Linked DNA regions of Homo sapiens: regions 1 and 3 are each linked to region 2. Evidence: chromatin loops called from intact Hi-C (ENCODE). Cell type or tissue: IMR-90. All regions are shown on one strand.

Region 1 (2,500 bases), 150 kb before region 2:
TCATTAAAAAGTCAGGAAACAACAGATGCTGGAGAGGATGTGGAGAAATAGGAACACTTTTACACTGTTGGTGGGAGTGTAAATTAGTTGAACCATTGTGGAAGACAGTGTGGCGATTCCTCAAGGATCTAGAACCAGAAATACCATTTGACCCAGCCATCCCATTACTGGGTATATACGCCCAAAGAATTATAAATCATTACTAGAAAGACACATGCACACCTATGTTTATTGCAGCACTATTCACAGTAGCAAAGACTTGAAACCAACCCAAATGCCCATCAATGATAGACTAGATAAAGAAAATGTGGCACATATACACCATGCAATACTATGCAGCCATGAAAAAGGATGAGTTCATGTCCTTTACAGGCACATGGATTAAGCTAGAAACCATCATTTTCAGCAAACTAACACAGGAACAGAAAACCAAACACTGCATAGCAGGTTCTCACTCATAAGTGGGAGTTGAACAATGAGAACACATGGACACAGGGAGGGGAACATTACACGCCAGGCAGGGCCTGTCAGGGGGTGTGGGGGCTAGGGGAGGGATAGCATTAGGAGAAATACCTAATGTAGATTACAGGTTGATGGGTGCAGCAAACCACCATGGCACATGTATACCTATGTAAGAAACCTGCACGTTCTGCACATGTATCCCAGAACTTAAAATATAATTAAAAAATTAAATTTAATTTTTTTAAAAAAGCTTTGGCTTGTTAAACTGTTCAAAATGTTACCTTTGATTTAGAATAAGTATATTAAAATAATTGGAGCAGGTTTTTTTTTTAAAAAAAGGCAAATTACTGAAATCACATGAAGATTGCAAAAGCAAGATGTCTTTTATATTCTGAGTTAAAATCTCAAACTTGTAAGCAGACAGCATGACACAGAGACGGATTTTGTAAACTTAAGCCATTCATAAGATTTTTGCCATATGAACTAATCTATAATTTTTTAATAATGACTCCTATTGAGTCATTTGTGAGTCAATGTTTAATATATGTCTTGTACATGTAAAATCACTTAAAATAGCACCAGCAGTGCATATTTCACACTGTTTGGGAAAGACTGCTATGGTGGAAGCACATTGCTACTGAGAATTGGGGGAACTAGGACCTATTTCTGGCTCTTTGAACTACTAGCTTTGTGACCCTAGTCAAATCATTTCACTTTATGCTTAGCTTCAATTTCCTGTTTTGCAATATGAAAGGTATACATTGGATAACATTAGGTTGCTTTTAGCTTAACATTGTAAAGAATCTGTTCTTATATAAACATTCTACTTTCTGGAAAATTTATTTGTTACTTCAAAATCAGAAACAAAACTTAACAAAATTTATTTGTTACTTTTACTTTTTTCTTTTTAGGTAAAAGAAAATCTTGAAGTATTAGGTTCTTTTAGAACACTATAGTGATTTCAGGAGAAATGTCTGTAACATTGTAATTATAATTTATTTCATATCGATATTAGATGGTTATTTAAGGAGAAAAGTAGCTCTAAGCCATGCAGTTATTATTCCTCTAGTATATTTGTATAGGACATCTGTTTACTTTTGTGTTTTAATTTTTTTCAATGATTGGAAATATTTTTAAATAGACATTTTCAAATAGTTTTAGATTTACAGAAAAGTTACTAAGATGATACAGATTTTGTTAAATATGCTCCACACCTGGTTTTCCCTATTGTTAATTTTTTATATTAATATGGTACATATATCACAACTAATGAACCAATATTAATGTATTATTTTATTTTGAACTAAAGTTCATACTTACTCAGATGCAGATATTTTTAAATATGATATTTGTTTCATATATTCACTGAATAATCCTGTAAGATTCTTTGTCATCACCTCAATCACCAATTATAAGTCTGGATAAAATTGGGTAGCGCTTAAGTTCTTATAGTGAAGTGTAGGGTCAAGCCCTACGGGACTTGGCAGGTGTCCTCCCCGTGTGCGGAGACGAGAGATTGTAATAAATAAAGACACAAGACAAAGAGATAAAGAGAAAACAGCTGGGCCCCAGGGGACCACTACCATCAAGACACGGAGACCGGTAGTGGCCCCGAACAGCTGGGCGCGCTGATATTTATTGCATACAAGACAAGGGGGCAGGGTAAGGAGGGTGAATCTTCTAAGTGATTGACAAGGTGAGGCAAGTCACGTGATCATAGGACAGGGGACCCTTCCCTCTTAGGTAGCCGATAACAGAGAGAGAGATGGCGCATACATCCGTGTTTTCTTCTGTGCACTTATAAGAAAGATCAAAGACTTTAAGACTTTCACTATTTCTTCTGTTGCTGTCTACTGTGAACTTCAAAGAGGAACCAGGAGTACAGGAGGAACATGAAAGTGGACAAGGAGCATGACCATTGAAGCACAGCACCACAGGGAGGGGTTTAGGCCTCCGGATGACTGCGGGCAGGCCTGGATAATATCCAGCCTTCCACAGGAAGCTGGTGGAGCAGAGTGTTCCCTGACTCCTCCAAGGA
Region 2 (2,500 bases):
TCAAAAACAAGGAAAGTCTGAGAAACTGTCACAGAAGAGCTTAGGTAAACATGACAACTAAATGTAATGTGGTAACCTGGATGAGCTCCTGACATAGAAAAAGGACATTAGGTAAAAGCTAAGGAAATCATTGGAATGAAGCATGAACTTTAGTTAATAATAAGGTAACAATAGTGGTTCATATATTATAATAAAAGTACTACACCAATGTGAACTATTAATAATAAGATAAACTGGTTATGGAGTATATGGAAACTTTCTGCACTATCTTCTCCATTTCTCTGTAAATATAAATCTGTTTAAAAACATAAAAAAGACAATTTCCTAGAATTGCCATGGGGCTTAATCAATACAAATGTTACAAATTAGTACCTTGAAGGCACAGAATGGGGGCCTAATAAACAGTAGCGATTACTATTATAATCTCATGTCTCTGTTTTCCTCATTTCCTATCTCTAGCCCATGGGGATTGGACTCAACACGCTGTAAGATCTCTTCCAGCTCGAAGATTCTGGGCCTCTGTAGCTTAAATTCCTGAGGCATGATTCGCTGAATGTGAGTCATATTCACCATCCTTCCGGCTTCTGTGGATTTGTCTCAGTGATGCCGTACCTTGCTATTTACTTTCTTCATTCTCTGGCTGTATGAGGGACTTACAATCATTCCGCAGTTTCTTTCATAAAATGATTGAGACTCAGAATGACTAGCCACACACATTCCCCACAAAAGACCTCCAAGAGTTTCCAACCAGATCCAGATTCTGACATCAGAGGGGCTTCTACTGTCCCTACCACAAGCGTCTGTGTATCTATGACTGTGATAAGGCCCCAGAGAGGACAGAGAGAGAGAGAGGGAAAGGGCCACCAAAAAGTGTTCCAAGAAAGAAAGAACTCCCCCTTCTCCTCTAACTAAACCCAGTATCCTCAGGCAGGGTTCCTATCTGTGTGTTTTAGGACTGCTTCACATCCCATCAGCTCTCTTGGAACCTAATCGTTTGCAGGGCCCCATCAGCTCTATCCAAGCAGAGAAATTACGCGCAAGCTGAAGTGTGCATGCTCTTCTGTGTGGCCCCAGAATGACTTGAGTCTACTGAATGGAATTTCATACATGTGTTGGGTGAGGTGATTTATTATAGGCGGTAATGGAAATTAATTTCACTTTGAACCCTGTGGCACCAGAAAATGCCTAAGTGCTGAGCCATTTTCTTTAAGTAGGCCGTAAAGCTGCTACTTGCTTCTGACTGGGCAGCGAAGTGGCGATGATCACTTGTAAAACAATGAGCTTGAATAGGAGGTTAATGGGCCCTGGCCGACCTCGTGCAGCCTGCAGTGCTCATCCTACCAGCCCCTGCAGTCACGGGACTCAGTCTTCCTGGCGCCACAGAAAACAGAGATGCTGGAGCAGTATTTGTATGCTAAAGCAGAGCCAAAGAAGGGGAGAGGGAAACATTCCTGGGGAGCCAATGACCGTGCTTTGACCATGAGTGTTTGGCTGAAAGTGGTGGCCTTGTCCCTAGAAGTTCCCTTAGTAGGAAGCAGAATGGCTCAGAGCTATAAATGGGCCTGAGGAGATCCTGTTTCTAAAGACGGCCTCAGTAAAGGCTCTTACTGCTTAATTTGAGATACAGAGTATTTTCCAAGACAGCTTCTGGATTCTAAGGCTTGCCATCATGGTCTTCTGATTTAAAGTTTTATAAAGGCATTTTAGTCACTATTGAAGGGCACAAAATTCAGGGACCGTTCTAAGGCCTCCAGTGAAGCCATTCCACAGAACTTGTTGTTACACCACAATTACAAATTTAGGTAGAAGATCCTTCAGGGAGACGATCCTTCTGGGAGATGGGGCTCCTCTTGTAATTCATACAAAAGCCACACATGTGCTCACAATATTGAAGGAGCTATTGCTGTGTAACGTCATGTATTAATATAAATACATATATGTAAAAATTAGTTATTGCTTATTTCCTCATTAGAATTTTTTGTTTAATACCATATTAGATTTGTTTGCTACTATAGAACTTAGATGGCTGGCACATAATAGACCTTCAATACATTTTTTTTAAATGAATGAACTATAGAAAGTATTTTAGTGACTATAAAAATGGACAGGGCACTGAACGGGTCTTTAAATAATTTCCAACTTATTAGAGAAAGGAAGCATTCATTTTATTTATTCATTTATTAATTTTTTCAACAAATACTTAATGCATGTTATACTAAGTACCAGGTGATATTCTGGGATTTAGACAATGAATGAGATCCATTCTGGGTTCCACCTAATGACTACTAAATTGGATTATCCAGCTGTAAGTCTCAGGAATCAGTATTTTCTAAATATCCCCAACCCCCAACAAACAATTATATAGAACAGCTGGTTTGAGGAGTCTCAACCCAATATCACATAGGACTGTCAGAGGTGTTTAAACCAGAGCAACTCCATCTTGAATAGAAGCTGAGTAAAGCAAGGCAAAGACCTACAGGACTGAATTCCCAAATGGTTA
Region 3 (2,500 bases), 210 kb after region 2:
CTATTAAAAGTGACTTACTGAATTTCCTTTTAGAAATAAAGACAGTGGACTTTGTCTTAAGAGGTACTCCAATTATTTCTTAGTTTTCTAAGAAAAAGGAGTTCTCTTTCATTTCTGACTTTGTAGACTCCTGCTTTGTTACCCATCTCCCACCAATTCCAAGACTACACATCTACTGAGTGAAGTTTTTGTGCCTCCTAATACTGATGAGCCTCGTATTAATTTTTGAACCTATCTTCATAAAGATGTGGGCAAAGAACAAGCTTTATAACTGTGGCATAGGTAGAAAACTGTGAATATTAAACAGCTCATCTATAAGGAGTGCAATACCCATATTTTGAAAGCAAAAATCCTTCCTTCTAGGTTGTATTAATACATTTTGCTTTAAGTTTGGTCATGTTGTTAGGTAGTGATCCTTAAGGAATAAGATTTGTTCACTATTCAGTCTGAAATGTTCTTGCCATTACTAAATATAAATGGGGTCAAATGAGCCAGAGAAGTGTGATATTCATATCACAGCTGATTGGGGTTGTATGAAAAAATAAGATAACCCCAGGAATAAGTGCTACTGAGATGAAAATTGTGACACATACAGTGCTTGGCATCTATCTTAACAAATGAAATTATGGCAATCTTTACTTACATTAGACACTGGATTTCTGCAGATGGAAAAAAATTATGTAAGTGAGTGGATGGAGATAAAAGGTTGGAGAGTTGATAGTGCACCAAGAGAAGAGAATTGTCTATCAGATCACTGAGAAATCCAAAGTGGGAATAGGTATATATAGATATATGGCAAACACCATATCTTCACCACTCTCCCTAGCTCCCTATATCAACCCTTATTATTTAGCAACTCTTGTCCATCATTTTGGTCCCTGAGTTGGAGGTTTTAGTAATGGTTCCAAGAAATAAGAGCACTGGTTAAACATATTTCTTGGGAAATATCTTCAGTACAATCATGTGTCTAAATGATTTCAAACTAATCAGTCATTCATGTTCTGAATCCTCAGGCACCTACACCAACAATTCAGGGTATCCCACTGTAAGATATAATTTTCAGAATAAAGATCCAGCAGAGGAGTAGCTGATAGTTTCTATACAGACCACAAACTGTTGACAAAAGAGTCAGAAAAATATATCACATTGATGGCAATGGGGAATAATATGTTCATATACAGTGGTCATCTCCTTATGTCTTTTCAAGATTGCAGATCTGTGCTAGTCATTGAATTTGTCAGTAGGCAAGGAAAGTTATTAACAGCATTATGGATTCCATTCTCAAAAAACCAGTTTTGTCCACAAAGCCTGTACCCCAAGACCTCTGAGAATGGTATGTACCAGCTGTCCCAGTCTTAGGGCAGCATCTGCTGGCTAATTCATGGATGGACAAAAAGTGGCAGTTTGTGGGCAATTTGAGCAGTCCTTTCATTTGGCGAGAACTGTTGTGTTGATGACTGTGAGGGTTTCTGAAATCCTTTCATAAGGACCCATCTCAGGTCTCCAGGAGCCTGGCAAATCTAGAACTACTCCTAATGAGAACCAGGAAGCTTTTGTATACAGATATTTTATCTGGAGCCTAAGATAAGCCTGTTTGACTTTGGAAACATTTCTAGAGAAGCATGAACTCAACACTAGACTTACTGCTAATAATAATAACCCAGTACCAATGGGGGCTGCAATGAACAGAGGTCCATGCACATAATTGGGAAGTAAAACTTATTTTCCATAAGGAAGGCATTTCTGGGATGGGAGAGGGAGGACCTTGAAGCAGCCACTGAATGCTTATGTTCTGTTGCTTCTAATCATCCTATCGTGTAAGTAAGATTTTTCTACATAAGCAAGCAAGAATGATATTCAAACAAAGCACTTTTGACTGGAATAAAGAAACTGGAAATTGGAAAGGGCTGGGTGGTCTGAAACTTAAGAGCTATCCACCATCTTCTGCAGCATCGCTGTGCCTCATCCCTGCAGTCAATAGCGCCACGGCCAGGGCCTGTGACGCCGTTGGTGGGCTCCCCTTGGTGGGAACTCAGAGCGAGTAAAATCATGGTGTCAGTGCCAAAACGACGAAACCTGAAATGCGTCTGGGGACTTCCCAGGGCACTAGCGCTCCTCAGAGCGACGGACATCTCCATAACAACTGGTCTACATTCATCCCTGGTTCTTCTGCTCTGCTGTGCTAGCGATGGCTGAGGGTAGGCAAAGGGCAGCTTCAGTGGAAAGATACCTTGCGTTAGCGCCTCCCTAGGCTGGGGGACGTTGCCAAAGCTCGAGTTATTGCCTATTTCCCGAGATTTCCGGAGTCGTCCCCACATCTCCCGCGGAGAGCGGCGCCCCTCCGCCCCCCCTCCCGCCTCCCCCTCTATTAGACACTCCAAGGGGGTAGTTTGTTTCATTGTGCTTTTTTTCCTCTTCTCAAAGTTCATCCTTTCGCCTCCAAGTTACTTTCCGCCAACACGTGACCTCTTCGCTTCCCAGCTTGCGCAGCCACTGGTGG

What was found. Hi-C counts contacts between places; a loop is a spot of excess contacts. Peaks named below come from ENCODE experiments on the same cell type or tissue, not always from the same donor. Only the 100,000 strongest peaks of a DNase experiment are listed, where the experiment ranks them.
Region 1: it touches region 2 in a loop (5-fold over the local background); 2 of 110 quality-filtered maps call a loop at or near these places.
Region 3: a loop joins it to region 2, with 4 times the contacts of the local background. A loop is called at or near these places in 4 of 110 quality-filtered maps.

Annotation. Positions count from the first base shown.
Region 1 is chr11:28,085,272-28,087,771 of GRCh38, reverse strand. All of the region lies in intron 6 of KIF18A (kinesin family member 18A), which reads left to right. Among named protein-coding and RNA genes, the nearest start is that of KIF18A, 22 kb to the left of the region's middle. In IMR-90, no CTCF peak of the experiment used is centred here; a DNase peak (open chromatin) is centred at 971; H3K27ac peaks cover 845 bases.
Region 2 is chr11:27,933,033-27,935,532 of GRCh38, reverse strand. No RefSeq gene overlaps it. Among named protein-coding and RNA genes, the nearest start is that of MIR610, 120 kb to the left of the region's middle. RefSeq lists enhancers at 260-1,459, 1,134-1,635 and a silencer at 1,217-1,511. In IMR-90, no CTCF peak of the experiment used is centred here; DNase peaks (open chromatin) are centred at 562 and 1,182; H3K4me3 peaks cover 362 bases; H3K27ac peaks cover 1,860 bases.
Region 3 is chr11:27,722,752-27,725,251 of GRCh38, reverse strand. The region is part of intron 1 of LOC124902652 (a long non-coding RNA gene); the gene reads right to left. Among named protein-coding and RNA genes, the nearest start is that of BDNF, 24 kb to the right of the region's middle. In IMR-90, CTCF peaks have their summits at 1,369 (motif pointing left) and 2,011; no DNase peak of the experiment used is centred here; H3K4me3 peaks cover 637 bases; H3K27ac peaks cover 631 bases.